2 separate regions of the Mus musculus genome follow, and region 2 is linked to region 1. The links are chromatin loops, found by intact Hi-C in ENCODE. Cell type or tissue: heart. All regions are shown on one strand.

Region 1 (8,000 bases):
GAGAGATCAGTAATCAGCACAACACATTAGAGGCTTGGAGTGGGCAAGGGTTCTGAGGGGTTGAGAAGGGGCTTGAGCCCTGGTGGCAGATGGCCCAACAAGCTCTGTATTGTCTCATCTTTTCTCTCCTGGGTTGGGAAATTGAAAGAACCTACTGAAACCAGCCCCGTCAGCTGTCTGGGATGCCACAGTTGTACCGCAGGTAGAGGAAGTGTTCTGGTCTGGACTAGGATCTAGACTGGTTGGGTACTCAACTGTAGACAGACTAACTTCATTTCTTTTCTTTTCTTTTTTTTTTTTTCGAGACAGGGTTTCTCTGTATGGCCCTAGCTGTCCTGGACCTCACTTTGTAGACCAGGCTGGCCTCGAACTCAGAAATCCACCCGCCTCTGCCTCCCGAGTGCTGGGATTAAAGGCGTGTGCCACCACGCCCGGCCTAGCTTCATTTCTTACAAAGACTTGGAGCGAGGGGGAGAAGTTGGGAATCTGAATCCTAGGTTGTTTGAGGGGGCATTTAGGGGCCTTCTTCCTTGAGTGATGCTGATAAGGGGCTCGTCAAAAGTTAAAGATCTCTCTTGAATGTTAAGATTAAGGGTCAATACACACAGATGCTCTTATTTTTTCTAATACTCGTTTTTATTATTTATTCATCTGGGTGGAGCTTATTTCTTTCTTTCTATACAGGTTCTCATATGGTGCAGGCTGGCCTTGAACTTACTATGTCACCGCAGAGCTGTTCTAGCATTTGGTCCTCCTGTGCCTACCTACTAAACACCACACTTTCAAGCAGGTACATCTGGTTTATGCACCGAATTGCAAATTAAACTCAGGGCTGCGTGTACAGAAGGCAAGCACTATAACAACTGGGCTACATCTCCAGGCTCCTTCCTGACCACGTAGCCCAGGTTTTCCTTGAATTCAAAGCAATTCGGTAAGTGCTGGGATTACAGGAATGAGCATTTGGCTGCAGGTTGAACCTATGACCCTGCACATGCCCAGGCCTTTTAAAGCTGTTTTATACTTTTAGACAAGTTGGCTGTCATTGCCTGGGTTGTCTTTGAACTCCTTCTGCAACCTAGGTAGGCCTTGAATTTATAACTATCTGTCCTCAACCTCCTAAATAGCTGGAATTACAGTCTCTGACCTCCAAGTCCTTTGGTTGGTTCTCTTTTAAAACATAAACCTGTCTTCAACCCACACCAAACACAAGTCTACGCTGAGCTACACTCTAAGCCCCCAATGAAGTAGGTCTGAAATAATCAAACACCTTTGATTTGAAGTTCCACAGAGACTAGAGAGGGCCCCTTTGAAGCCAGGAATCAACTTCAGGCACAGAGGATACTTGGACAACAGTTCAGAGATTCACAGAGAGAGCTTTTGATCCCCACAGCAGCCCCAAGATGGGGCTAAGAGCAGTGGTACCACCATCTCCATTTACAGCAAAGGAACCTGAGGTAGGCAGAGGGCGACAGGCGAGCTCTCCAGACACTGCTCTTGCAACCTGCACATCCAGCTATGTCTGGAAATGGATGTTCTCTCTCTCTCTCTCTCTCTCTCTCTCTCTCTCTCTCTCTCTCTCTCTCTCTCTCTCATGCCCACCTGCTAGGCCCCAGAGACTGTATTCACAGCATGCTGCCTCTGTGTCAGGGCTCTCGCAAAGTGCTGGCGGGCAGAGTTGATCGAGATGGATCTCTGTGCCATGGCTCTCAGAGCACCTAGTGGCTCACACTGAGGCCAGACAACAGAGAACATGCCCACAGCATGACTCACAGTCCTTCTGTCTGCAGAGGCCAGTCAAATTATATGTTAATATAATAACCCACACAGTTGTCATATTCATAGAGGGAAGGGAATGGTTTTGCTGTGAGCAATAAACAATAATTGTAGCCAGGTCCAGGTGACAGTTGACTTCCCACGGCAAGGTAAGTGGAGAGAAACTACTGGACCCTAAATGTCACCCCTGAGACTATATCCATGGAGATGCTCATATTATTCAATCTCTGGAAGAACTTTATTTATTTATCCATCCATCCATCCACCCTTCCATCTATCCATCCTTCTCTTCTCTTCTCTTCTCTTCTCTTCTCTTCTCTTTTCTTTTCTTTTCTTTTCTTTTCTTTTCTTTTCTTTTCTTTTCTTTTCTTTTCTTTTCTTTTCAGGACAGGGTTTCTCTGTGTATTCCTGGCTATCCTGAAACTCGCTCTGTAGACCAGGATGGCCTTGAACTCAGAGATCCACCTGCCTCTGCCTTCTTGTACTGAAATTAAAGGCATGTGCTACCTCTACCCAGACTCTTTTATTTTTAATATTTAAAAAAATATGTGCAAAAAAATGTTCAGCCGGGCGGTGGTGGTGCACGCCTTTAATCCCAGCACTTGGAAGGCAGAGGCAGGTGGATTTCTGAGTTCAAGGCCAGCCTGGTCTACAAAGTGAGTTTCAGGACAGCCAGGGATATACAGAGAAATCCTGTCTCGAAAAACCAATAAATAAATAAACAAATAAACAAACAAATAAATATGTGTATGGGTATTTTGCATGCATGTGTATTTGTGTACCATATACATGCAGTGCCTGAAGAGGCCAGAAGAGGGCATCAGATCCACTGAGAATGGAGTTACAGATGGTTGTGAGCTGCTGTGTAGATGCTGGGAATGGAACCCAGGCCCTCTGGAAGAGCAGCCAGTGCTCCTAACGGCCGAGCCATTCTCCAATCTTAGAAGAACATCTCTTAAAATGCAAATATGCCCTTTTCCATGCTGCCCAGTGACTTTTTTCATTCTGACTTTTTAACAGCCAGTTCAAATGTCAGAGTCTCTGCTAGAGGCAGGTAGTAATTTTCCTAATAGTTTGCCTCGACTTCTGAAGAAATTCATTGTCAAGTATGGTGGGTCCCTGCATGACTTGCTCTGCTTGGCAGCCCAGGGTGAATGTTCAGTACTGGCCTAACACCACACATGGAATAAATGGACAATCGCCTAGATAAAATTATCACCATTGGCCTTCTGTTCCTATGGAGGGTAGACCACAAAAGCCTCTTCCCAGCCGGCCCTGAGGAGCCTCTCTCTCTGAGTTCTCTACTTCATGTCTGTTCTTTGCACATTGCACACCAGTGTTTGCATGTGGAGGCGTTCCTTGTTTGAAGGTCACTGTCAGCTTGGTTACGAGAACCTTGGGTGTTCCTTGAATGGAAGGGATGAGGGTTGGGGTTTTTAGAACACGGAAGTCCCAAGGCTAAAACCATGACGGGATGTCAGACAGGAAGAACAGGTTGGAGAAGGAAGTTATCTGTCGGTACCCATTCTTCCTTCCTGGCCAAAGTGGTCAGAGGCCCCCCTCTAGAGTCTTGGGACTGAATAACACAGAAGGGGAGGATCCAAGAAGGGCTGTCTTCTGCCTGGAGGTAAGCTACGTTTGTGAGCAGGAAGGGAAGTCATTATGCTCTGGGGATGAGTACCTAAGTGTAAGGAAGGCCTAGACCGGAGCTTTTCTTCTGAATCATCTACTTCCAACAGGGACGACCTGCGCCCGAGTCATTTTCTCTTCCACGCTTCCGTGTCTTCATCTGTAAAATGGGCTTCATCAAGTCCAGACTTGGAGGTGGATGAGGTCATCGGCTGGGCCTGACGCTTGGGAACCTGCAGGGGGCAGTACGGGAACCTGGGCCCTGGGAAGACCGGGTGGGGCCGGAGTCTCCGCCCCGCGCCAGCACCCCATTCCCCCTTCTGCGGGTCTTTGCTCAGTGCCCTCCAGTGTCCAGACCGGGCGGGGTGCCAGAGTGGGCCGGGCTGCGCGCTGGCTGGCGGGCGGAGGCGGCCTAGACGCGCCGTGCCGAGCGAGCCGGGGAAGCTCGGAGCCAGCGGGAGACGCAGGCCTCCTTCCCTCCGGGCCACGGCGACGGGCACCAGGGCCTAGGCAACCTGGGTAAAGGCCTAACTGGGTCGATCGCTCCTCCGGCCCCCGGCTGGACGGCTGCGCTGGGCCCCGGAAGCAAGAGCCGGGCAGCTGGGTCGCGGGAGCGGGCAAGTGGCACTGGGGATTCTGCCGGAGCTTGGGCGCTGAATACAGGCCTACTGGCAGCTTCACTTTGCCCCCCCGCCCCCAAGCCAAGTGGAAGTGGGAAAGCTATTTGGGACCCAGTTTGGTGGAAAAGCTCCGCAACTTCTGTTGCATTCCTTCTTTTGATTAGTGCCATGACAACTGCTCGATTAGAGAATTATCCTAGACCCTGCACGTCTTATCTTGACTCAGTGGACCTGGGGCTGATTGATGTCAATCCTGGGATTTGTCAGGTTTTCAGGACCTTTCTCTAATCCCCAGGTCTCCTGTTTCCAGCCCACTCAAGACCTCAGCCAGCTCCTGCTCTGGCTAGTTGTGCTCAGTGCAGCCTCTTCCTAAGTTTGCTTCCCTTCTGCCCTAGCGGCAGTGAGGGAGGCCACGCCAGCCTAGCCACATATGCATGTCAAGGAGCTGTGGGATGGGGTGGGCCAGAATAGACTCCTTGGGAAAGAGTACCTTGAGCAGTATCTTCAAAGAGTGTCTGGGATTCTGATAAAGTAAATGCTAACCAAAGTATAGGGACTGAGTTAGGAAGGTGAGAGCAAGAATCCAATAGTAGTCTTGGAGGATGAGGTGTGGGCTGGGGGCAAACCTGGAAAAATAGCTTGTGTGGGCCTGGGTTTCATAGCTGTCAAGTAGCTTAGGAGTTTAGGGAGCTGATTTCTGCAGGGGATGAGGGAGTGGAATAGGCCAACAGTGGAGGCACAGAGGACTTGAGGAAGTAGGGTTTTGTAAGGTCTGGAAGGATCTCTCTGAAATGATGAAATGAAGAGGCTGGCAAAAACCAGTAGGGAGAGATCTGTAAGACTGCCACCGCTGCCTGTGGGGGAAGGCTTCGAATAAAGAGCAAGGGAATAGTGTGTGAATCCAGGGCTTGGGGGAGCTCTGCCACAAAGTAAACAGAGGAGGGGGGCTGACGAGGCCAGGTTGGCATGGCTGAAGTGTGAGGCAGAGGCGGCACATCCTTGTGTCAAGCAGGAAGTTCATTCACACATCCATTTATTATTTATGCCAGCCTTACAGGCAGCTTACATAAAAGTCAGAGAGATGATAAAGTGATACAGCCATTAAAACTCAGCCGTGGCACAAAAGCAGACGGAAATGAATAAGGATGAGTGGGGGAAAAAAGCCAGGCTCAGAAAAGGCCTGCGAGTGAGCACAGGGCTCCTATCTGAGCTTGCTAGCAGTCAAGCAAAAATAAAACCTAAAAGCAGATGATTGGGCTGGATCTCGGGGCAGAGGCAGCTGTGAAACTCCAGTGCCAGGCAGGAGCTGGTAGGAGATGAAACAGAATCACTCAGGTTAGGATTATCTTTGCTGAGGAGAGCTAGAAGCCAGGGCAGGGTTTCAAAGGCTTCTTTTATACATATGAGGAAGGGCTGAGCCTCTCTTGGGAGATGGCCCCTTCTTAGATACTAGGGGTAAGGGTTCGAGAGAAAGCAAGAGAGGGAGGGAGAGGTGTGTGTGTGTGTGTGTGTGTGTGTGTGAGAGAGAGAGAGGTATGTATGTGTTTGTATGTGTGTATATTTGTGTGTGTGCGTGTGCCATGTGTATGTGTGTGTGTGTCTGTCAGTGCATGTGCCTGTCTCTGTGTATTTGTGTGCATGTGCCATGTGTATGTGTGTGTCTGTCAGTGCATGTGCCTGTCTCTGTGTATATGTGTGCATGTGCCATGTGTATGTGTGTGTGTGTATGCACATGTAAGGGAGGTTTGATGGCCGTACATTCACAGTACTGGGTTGTTTTTTTTAAATTTACTTTATTGGTGTTTTGTTTGTTCTTACGTTTTTCTTTTATGTGTTTATTTATTTGTTTATGGTGGGTGCAGGTTTGGCTGTGTGCAAAGGTCAAAGGACAACTTTGGGGAACAGTTCTACCCTGTAGGTTCCTGGGATTGAATGTGGGTCCTCAGGCTTGGTAGCAGGAGTATTTACCCCTTGAACCATTTGCCAATCCCACTCACACTTTTCTTTTTGCAGGGCAACAGGAAAGAAAGTGGCTCTAAGTGTTCCAGGCTCCAGTTTTCCTAGGATGAGGTGGGGCTGCCATTTGCCCAGGACCTCTTGGGGCTCTGGCCTGGGAAGAACACCCCAGCTACCAGGTAAGCAGGAAATGAAGGTTTCTGCTTTGACACCCCCCCGCCCCTTCTGCTTCTGGGTCCGGATGCTTCCAAAACAGCAGGGATCCAGACACCATTTCCAGCTGTGTGGTAATATAGCTGGGGTCCTCTGGCATGTCACCTCTTCCACCCCCCCCCCATCTTAGACAAGGGGAGCAGAGCTGGCCCTCTTTTAGCTGTTTCAATCTCATTTTTTTTTTTTTTATCCAAGACATTAGCTGCATGTTGGCTCTGCACCAGACCGTGGGTTAGGTTCTTGGTATATAATTGTGACAGAACCAGATGTGAGTCCTACTCTCATGGAGGGGGGAAATGGATGATAATCAAATAATCATATGGCTAAAGAGAAGATTATGTAATAATTGCTATTTAGGAATAGCACATGCTACCATAAGAGCAAATAAGAGGGGGGAGTTGATGTCAATGTCGGGGTGTGCACCGGAGGGGTGTGTGTGGATGGGCCTGCAGATGCTGCCTCTCTTCTCTCTGCAGATGAGCATATCTCCTTCTTGATCCAGTGGAGCTGGCCCTTTAAAGGGGTGCATCCCCTGAGGCCCCCTAGGTGAGACCTGGGAGTGTCAAGCCTCAGGACACAGCTAGACATAGCTCAGGAGATGGGAGTGGTCAGGGTCTCCTGGGAGAGAGGGTTGGGTTTCTTGGGGTGGGAAGGGTACAGGGCAACTCCCAAGGATCTAGAGGAAGTTAGCTTAGAGCGTGTAGGTACATAATAATGGGGAATGGGATCGATCTGGCAGAGGTCAGTCTGAGTCTCAAGCAGGCAGCAGCAATTAGGGTTGGAGGGGCCAGGTCTCAGTCCTTGGGAAGAGCAAGAGTCCAGGCTTCATCTTAGAAAGTGCAGACTGGACTGGACTGAGCCCATGCCAGGGTTCACCCCAGTTCTAAACCTCAGACCATCCCTTGTCTTTGCTCTCAGGGCCTTTATCCGTTACCATGGAAACTCGGCAGACAGTGCTCCCCCACCAGGGAGGCATGGGCAGCTGTTCAGGAGCATCTCTGCCACAGGTAAAGGAGTGGTGTGGAAGGAAGAAGTGCCTAGGAGGATGAGGACGGGCACAGAGGATCTACCACCATCATCTACTCCCAATCCCCCTCCCTCCTGTCATCTGAGCATCCATCACACTGTGCACAAGGACCATATACAAAGCACTGTCAGAGACATTCTCTCCCTACCTTGAGACAACTTTGGGTCCAGTAGCCAGGTGTCAGGAAGCCAGTCAGCCCAGGCTCAGCATAATTTGTTCAAAGACTCCATATTTTCTGTCATAGGGCTCTAAACCTTCTGAGTAACCTACTGGCTAATGGAGTTAGTTCTATGTGTTTACACCACAACGGGTCCTTGCATCTCAGAGTTCTCTGTGTTGACTCCCTACCCTGACCTATAGCCACCCCGGCTAGCCCGAAGAGCCGGCACCTCTAGTCCTTTACCTTGAACAATGTCCTTTGCTTTCTCATCCAGAAGCTATCCAAAGGCATCGCCGGAACCTCACCGAGTGGTTTAGCCGACTGCCCAGAGAGGAGCGCCAGTTTGGACCAACCTTTGCTCTAGACACAGTTCATGTTGACCCCGTGATCCGAGAGAGCACCCCAGATGAGCTGCTTCGCCCGTCCACGGAGCTGGCCACGGGGCATCAGCAAACCCAGGCAGGGCTCCCCCCACTGGCCCTGTCTCAGCTTTTTGACCCGGATTCTTGTGGGCGCCGCGTGCAGACCGTGGTGTTGTATGGGACCGTGGGTACTGGCAAGAGCACGTTGGTACGGAAGATGGTCTTAGACTGGTGTTACGGGAGACTGCCTGCCTTTGAGC
Region 2 (8,000 bases), 140 kb after region 1:
CGGGCAGGATTCTGCCCAAGCACCGGGTCCCAGCAGCGGGCTCCCTGCGCAGAGCAAGTCAAGTCACTGGTGAAGTCCTGGATCTGAGGCTTCTAGGTTCATACCCTCGTCCCATTTCCCGGTCCCCAGCTTAAATCTGGGGTAAGGAGGATGTAGGGGGCCCAGGCCGGATGCTGGAAGTTTATACCTACTCCCACCCCCAGGAAGTTTCACATCCTCTCTCCCAAATACCACCACCCAGGGGGAGGAATGTCCCCAGAGGGCTGCTTAAGTTTGACTTTGCATTGTCCTGGAGGCTGATAAGCTGGGGAGCTTGTGGGAAATCCGAAGTCACATTCTGCTGGCCCCTGTGTTCTCGGAGGACGTAACACCCTCAGTCCTTAAGGCTGTCAACCCAGAAAGGGACCTGACAGGGTTGGGATCTTACGGTAGTTGACTTGAGAATAAAGGAGATAGACAAGGCCCACCTGCTGGCTTCCCAGACTGCATACCTAGACGGTGAGAATTCTGGTTTCAAGTGAAAAACAAAACCAAACAAATATTATAAGGATGTTTTCATTTTAATCCCAGATATGGGATATGGGACTGCTTCAGATTGTCCATAGCTGCTAACTATGATTTGTCTCCTGCTGTAGCAGGGGTGTGGTTTTGCCAACAGCAGATAGTTTCTGGGGACTTTTCAGAGGGTATATAAATCCCAGAGCCCAGAGAGACAGGGTGGGCTATGGTTTAAGTTGTCTGGTGCAAAGAAGGAAGACGGTATTAGATATCCTGACTCCATAGCTCAAACTCTCCCTAAGGAACTCTGCCCCTGATCAGCAGGAAGTAGTCTATAAAGTCGCCCCTTCTTCTTCCCCTTTCTCCTATCTAGTGTTAGGGGGTTGAAAGTGTGGGAAGGGGGATGGAGAAGGGTGGAAGGAAGAAGAACCCACAAGAAGCTAACACCCCGCTACTTTGGGCCACCAGGGGAGCTTCAGTGGATCATGGGATTTGGATCCAAACTAGCCGGGGAGGTGCAGACCTGCTTCTCTTGCAAGCATCTGTCCCGCTGGAAGCCGTGAGGGCTCAAACACTGAAGGAACTGGTGGTCTTGAGACCAGCTTACTACCTAACAGAACCAGGACAGAGTTCTGAGGGACAGAAGGAGCTGTGCTCTCTTTACAGGGAACTTTACAGCCTAGAACTTTTACTTAGGGGTCACTTTGGTGAGCCAAGTTTATCTTGATCTTTAAAAGAGAAAATGAGAAAGGGTGGGTGTACTTGAACAGGCCTTTCGTCCCAGCATTTAGAAGTGAAGATAGGAGGATCATGGTTTTGAGGCCAGCCTGGATTTATATAGTGAAATGTTATCCTTAAAAGAAAAATTAGCATTTAGCTGGGTGATAGAAGCCAGCTTCCTATTTTAATTCCACTCCTGGGGAGGCAGAGGCAGGTGGGTCTCTGAGGTCAAGGCCAGCTTGGTTTACAGAGCAAGTTCCAGGACAACCAGAGTTGTGTTACACAAAAACACCTTGTGTCAAGACTCAAAAAAACAACAACAAACTTTCAGAGGAAACTCTGGGCAGCATAGCCCATGCTTTCCTGGTACTTGGGAGGCTGAGGTAGGGGGCTGAGGCTAGCCTGGGCAAGATTTCAAGACCCTTTCTTTTTTGTTTCTGTTTTTGAGACAAGGTTTCTCTGTGCAGCCCTGGCTGTCCTGGAACTCACTCTGTAAACCAGGCTGGACTTGAACTCAGAAATCTGCTGCCTGCCTCTTTAATTCAAGACCCCCCCTTTTTTTTTTAAAGATATTTATTTATTATATGTGTACACTGTAGTTGTCTTCAGACACTCCAGAAGAGGGCATCAGATTTTTGTTATGGATGGTTGTGAGCCACCATGTGGTTGCTGGGATTTGAACTCCGGACCTTTGGAAGAGCAGTCGGGTGCTCTTACCCACTGAGCCATCTCACCAGCCCATAAATAAATCTTTTTTAAAAAATTAAATTTTGTCTTGATTGGCCTTAAACTTCCTATGTACCAAGGATGGCTTTGCACTTCTGGTCTTCTAGCCCTGGTGCCCTGAGTTCTGGTATCATAGGCATGTCCCACCTTGCCTGTTTCATGCAATGCTGTGGATCAAACCGAGACTTCGTGTGTGCTGGGTGAGCGAGCATCTGCCAATGAACTACAATCCCAGCAAGCAATGAGGGTCTGAAGAAAGGTCAGTCATGAGAAGAGCCAAATTAAAGGCTGAACTCTGTGGACTCAAAAGAAGGTAGAACAGGGACTCAGAACAGGGAGTGCCAGAGCCTGGTCCCGGGACCTCTGCCAGCCAGGAGAGTCTTTCTGGAACCGGGGAGGTATCAAAGAAAAGCCAGCTGTCCAGAAAGGAACAAGGTCAGTGGGGTGTGGTGGTGTGCACCTGCAGTCCCACTGCTTGAGAATGGGACTTGAGAAGTACTTGGGAATGCTGGAGAAGGCCAGAGATGCTGCCTTGCTGCAAGTTGGAAGTCAGCCTACTCTACATAACAAGATCCTCTCTTAAAAAAAAAAAAAAAAAAAAAAAAAAAAGCAAGGGCTGGCCATTCCAGGCAGGGGAAATGGCTGCAACAAAGAGAGAGGGAGGGACGGAAGCCAGGGTGATTGCACAGACTTGTAATCCCCCAGCACTTAGGAGGCAGAGGCAGGAAAAAAAATCAGGATTTCAAGTGTCCCCTGAGGTACATGAGAACCTATCTCAAAACCAGAAGGGCCTGGCCTGGCAGTGCTCGCCAGTATTTAACCCCAGAATTTGGGAGGCAGAAGCAGGTGGATCTCTGAGTTCAGAGCCAATCAAAGCTCCATAGTGAGACTCTTGACCTAAAGACCAAACCCAAAAAAAAAAAAAAAAAAAAAATTTCAAAAGAGAAACAAAGAGGAAGAGGGCAGAGAGCAGGGCATGTTCATTGCCAATTGCAGTTCTATGTGGAAATAGTTTTTTGTTGTTTGTTTTTCGAGACAGGGCTTCTCTGTGTAGCCATGGCTGTCCTGGAACTCACTCTACAGACAAGGCTGGCCTCGAACTCACAAGAGATCTGCCTGCTTCTGCTTCCTAAGTGCTGTGATTAAAGGGGTGCCCCACCACTGCCTGGGTTCTGTGTGGGAAGTTTGTTGTAGAGGGTTCACCGGAGAGGACCTCTCAGACATGGGTTAAGCCAATAGATAGTCCCTATTAGCTGGCTAGTAATATGTCTGTTGTTTGGATACCAGCATAGCCCTGAGCCTTTCTCAGCTTTTAAGCACAAAACCCATGTCCTGGGTTGACATACTTCAGTTAACAAAACAGCCAAAAGCAGTACTACAGAAACCAAAAAGCAAGGTTAGTACATTTAGAGGCTTTCCCTGAATTATAGGCGTTGATGGACTAGGTCTGTTTTCATTTTGGCAGGTGGCGCTGTCTCTGTGTTGAGTTTTATGTCCTGAATGGCATTTCCCTCACGGAGTCAGTTGTGCTAAGGTCTGGGACCCTGTTACAAAGTTTCCAGGCAGCTGTCTGGCTAGAAGGCAGTTGAGGAGGAGGGGACCTGTGTTGTCATTCTATTTGCACTGCAAGCCTTCATTTATTCCTAATATACATGTTTACTGCAGCAGAAAATGTGGGTTACACTAGGAATGCTTATGTGAACAGGGAGTGTTACGTGGCTAGCTAGTGTTTCCGATGAGGCAGAATTAGGTTATGGGGAAACACCTTGGATTTCAAGAAAAGTTAGGCAAACCGAGGAACGACTGAAGGCTTTTGAGCAACAGCAGAATAATGCGATGAAAGGGGACTTGGCATTACACTGGTGTCTTGAGGTCTTCGTGGCCCAAGAGCGCCCCCTAGTGCTGCTCATTTGGATTGTTCTTTCATCTTATGGAGTAGGTGGGAGAATTCAGGCCTGGAGTTTAGGATTTCAGAGTTACAGAAACCCAGGCTTTCTGGGTCCGATTCTACTTTTTAATCCTGAGTGGCGACTCAACACTGTAGCAAAATGAGATGACAGAGGAGATTCGAGGTACAAAGTGGGCATGGCATGGGGGAGGCCCCCTTCTCTCTCTAATCTACCCTGTGCCTTTGGAACGGAGTCCATTAGAGGGCAGCTAAGCTGGTGGAGAGTGGGGGAGATGGGTGTGTGTGTGTGTATGTGAAGACAACGTCCCTGCATTTGAGAAGCGTGGATTCATAATGAGACAGGCAAGTACATTTATAATAAAACATGCCAAACACTGGGAGCAGACACATGCGTGAAGCAGCTGCTGCTAACAGCCGCGTGGGCCCAGGGCAGCCTCCTGGAAGTGTGCCACCTAGCCTCATTCTGAGGGGCAGTGGGGTGTGCTGCTTTGAGGGTGGCCAAGCACGCTCTGGGCAAGGGACTGTTGGCCAATGGTCATCATCCTGTGAGGGAGGAGGGATGTTAGTGAGGGATAAGGCTGGGTTACAGGCGATTTGTTAATGGTGATAAATTATTAACATCAGCAGGGCATAAACAGCATGGTTTTAAGGAAGGGAACAATACCCCCAAGTTGCTTTAAATCCATTAAATAAGTCCAGGCCCCAGCGGGCCAGAACCAAAGAAGGCTTTGCTTTCTAAGATTCGATTTCCCTTCAGACTCCCTTCCCTCCCTTAGATGGTGGAAATTGGAAATGTCTGGAAGGCAGTGTCCAACATCATATAGGGTGTAGCCTTGTTTTAGCCATTTGTCCCTGGCATGTGACTGAGGGTGTTTGTTTGTTTGTTTTGCAGCCTCTTCTGCCTCCCCCACGTCCACACAGAGAGAAATCCAACCCTTGGCTGAGGCCTGAAAGAAGACCTGCATTCACGCCGCGGAGGGGAGTGCTGCTCAGCTGTCAAAAGAACAAGCCCAGCAGAGGCAGGGTCAGAAGGTCCTTTCCTCTCCCTCCACCCTTTTGTTTCCGTTTCCTCTCCTCTTCTCCCCCTCCTTCCTCCATGCCTTCTGTTTGTTTGTTTATTTGTTTATCTTTTGCTCTGTGTGTTTTGAGACAGGCTCTCCCTTTGTAGCCTATGCACACCTGGAACTCCCTGTGTAGTCCATGGAAACGCTTCTGATTCGGCCTCCTAAATTCTTGGGAAGATGGACTGCTGGGGTGGGGCACTTGCTGCTAAGCCTGAAGACCTGAAATCACTCTCCGGAACTCACGTGGTAGGAGAGAGAGAACCAACTCCTGAAAGTTGTCCTCTGACCGCCACATGTAATGGGGACACAGGCAACTTGTCTAGTAGGCCTATGTATACAGCTGAGTGTTTGGACCAATCATGGCCATTTGTTTGGGCCAAACCCCCGTCTTGCCAATTTTTTTTTTTTTTTTTTTGAGACAGGGTTTCTCTGTGTAGCCCTGGCTGTCCTGGAACTCATTTTGTAGACCAGGCTGGTCTCGAACTCAGAAATCCGCCTGCCTCTGCATTCTGAGTGCTGGGATTAAAGGCGTGTGCCACTACACCCGGCTCCATCTTGCCTCTTGGCATCATGAAATTCCTCTAGTAAGCCACCAGGGGGAGTGTTCCACCCCTGTCGCAGGTGGAAATGGTTGTAGGGTCATCTAGAGATCATCAAGGCTTGGTATAGTGAAAATTCTGATACCTCCGGGAGCTTAGGCAATTGGCTGCAGTCTTTGTGTAGTTACCTCTGTCAGTGTTCTAGATTGCTGATTCTGACACAGGATGATCTGATGGCTGTGAGATTTTTGCTCCAGGGAGTCAGGGAGAGCTGATGTAGTCATGCAAACTGTCCCAAGCCTAATGTCTTTGCTAAGTAACAGGAAAATGGTCACTGGTAGGAGTGTTCACATATACACACATAGAACTTATTAACAATAAGAGTGATTTTAAAAAATGATTTACGTATTTATGTTATATATCTATGAGCACACCATTGCTGTCTTCAGACACACCAGAAGCGGGCATCACATCCCATTACCAATGGTTGTGAGCCACCATGTGGTTGCTGGGAATTGAACTCATGACCCCAGTTAAGTGCTCTTAACTGCTGAGCTCTCTCTCCAGCCCACTAAGGATGATTTTTAAAACAGATTGAAGAGAGTTCACCACCTGCTCAATGCCCCAGAGAGTGCTGAGTGCTCCTTATACGTGCCAGTAGGAAATCATCAAGACCTATAGAATAGCCGGGCGTGGTGGCGCACGCCTTTAATCCCAGCACTCGGAGGCAGAGGCAGGCAGATTTCTGAGTTCGAGGCCAGCCTGGTCTACAGAGTTCCAGGACAGCCAGAGCTATACAGAGAAACTCTGTCTTGAAAAACAAAAAAAATAATAAATAAATAAAATGTTTTTTAGGGGCTGGAGAGATGGCTCAGCAGTTAAGAGCACTGACTGTTCTTCAAAAGGTCCCAAGTTCAAATCCTAGCAACCACATGGTGGCTCACAACCATCCGTAATGAGATATGATGCTCTTTTCTGGGGTGTCTGAAGACAGCTACAGTGTACTTACCTATAATAAATAAATCCTAAAATATATTTTTTAAAATTTGTTTATTATTGTTTTGAGACAGGGTTTCACTGTGCAGCTCTGACTCTCCCAAAACACACTTTCCTATGTTTTGTCTGAATATATACATGTGTACCATGTATGTGCTGCTGTCTGAAGTGGTCAGAAGAGGACATTGGATCTCCTGGAACCACCTATGGAGTCATAAACTGTTGGGAGCACCCATGTAGGTGCCCTTTATTTTTTGAGACAAGGTCTCAAACTTATGTAGTCAAGGGTAACCATAAACACTGGAATCTTCCGTCTCCTGAGTGCTATGATTATAAGCAAACGCTACCAAGCCAACTTTAAGATTTATTTGGGGGTGGTATTGGGGGTGTTGTTTTAAGGCAGGGTTTCTCTATGTATCCATGGCTGTCCTGGAACTCCCTCTGTAGGCCAGGCTGGCCTTGAACAAGTTTTTTGTTTGTTTGTTTGTTTTAGGCAAGATAGCTTAGTGGGTAGAGAGGCTCCAACAGACTATCAAAGTGTACTTATGTGGGAGGCTAATACAATTACAAGGCTAATACTAAGATTGCCTCAAGTTTGAAGCCAGCCTTGGTTACATAGTGAAACCCTGTCACAAGACAAAATAAAAGTAAATGTAAGTACTCAAAAATCCATGGTGCTGCTGGGTGTGGTGGCACACTCCTTTAATCCCAGCACTTGGGAGGCAGAGGCAGGCGGATTTCTGAGTTCGAGGCCAGCCTGGTCTACAAAGTGAGTTCTAGGACAGCCAGGGCTATAACAGAGAAACCCTGTCTCAAAACAACAACAACAAAAAAAAATCTATGGTGCTTTCAGTAATACCCAGGGAACACTCTGCTCTCACTTTGTAACATCAATCCACACTTCTCTTCAAATGTGTATTTATTGCTAGAGTGAGGGATCCAGTAATCCCAACACTCAGGAGGCCAAGTCAGGAAGACCAGCAGTGCAAGGCCAGCCAGGCCTATATAGTGAGACCTGATCTCAAAAAGAAAATACAATTAAAAACTTGAACATTGTACTGGCTAGTTTTGTGTCAACTTGACACAGCTGGAGTTATCACAGAGAAAGGAGCTTCAGTTGAGGAAATGCCTCCATGAGATCCAACTGTAAGGCATTTTCTCAATTAGTGATCAAGGGGGAAAGGCCCCTTGTGGGTGGGACCATCTCTGGGCTGGTAGTCTTGGTTCTATAAGAGAGCAGGCTGAGCAAGCCAGGGGAAGCAAGCCAGTAAAGAACATCCCTCCATGGCCTCTGCATCAGCTCCTGCTTCCTGACCTGCTTGAGTTCCAGTCCTGACTTCCTTTGGTGATGAACATCGGTATGGAAGTGTAAGCCAAATAAAAATAAACCCTTTCCTCCCCAACTTGCTTCTTGGTCATGATGTTTGTTATTTATTATATGTAAGTACACTGTAGCTGTCTTCAGACACACCAGAAGAGGGTGTCAGATCTTGTTACGGATGGTTGTGAGCCACCATGTGGTTGCTGGGTGAACTCTGGACCTTCGGA

The links. Hi-C counts contacts between places; a loop is a spot of excess contacts. Peaks named below come from ENCODE experiments on the same cell type or tissue, not always from the same donor. Only the 100,000 strongest peaks of a DNase experiment are listed, where the experiment ranks them.
Region 2: it touches region 1 in a loop (9-fold over the local background); 8 of 42 quality-filtered maps call a loop at or near these places.

The regions. Positions count from the first base shown.
Region 1 is chr9:44,263,901-44,271,900 of GRCm38, reverse strand. It overlaps Nlrx1 (NLR family member X1), which reads left to right and starts at 3,714. Exons shown (of 10, transcript NM_001163743.1): 1 at 3,714-3,921; 2 at 6,044-6,157; 3 at 6,668-6,737; 4 at 7,110-7,198; 5 at 7,653-8,000. The coding sequence starts at 6,088. In heart, CTCF peaks have their summits at 2,579 (motif pointing right), 3,639 (motif pointing right) and 4,425; DNase peaks (open chromatin) are centred at 3,180, 3,750 and 4,380; H3K4me3 peaks cover 1,328 bases; H3K27ac peaks cover 2,036 bases.
Region 2 is chr9:44,122,039-44,130,038 of GRCm38, reverse strand. It overlaps Gm10687 (predicted gene 10687), which reads left to right. Exons shown (of 2, transcript NR_152189.1): 2 at 4,746-6,271. Among named protein-coding and RNA genes, the nearest start is that of Gm10687, 8.4 kb to the left of the region's middle. In heart, CTCF peaks have their summits at 3,844 (motif pointing left) and 5,518 (motif pointing right); DNase peaks (open chromatin) are centred at 2,408, 2,528, 3,848 and 4,308; H3K4me3 peaks cover 758 bases; H3K27ac peaks cover 1,787 bases.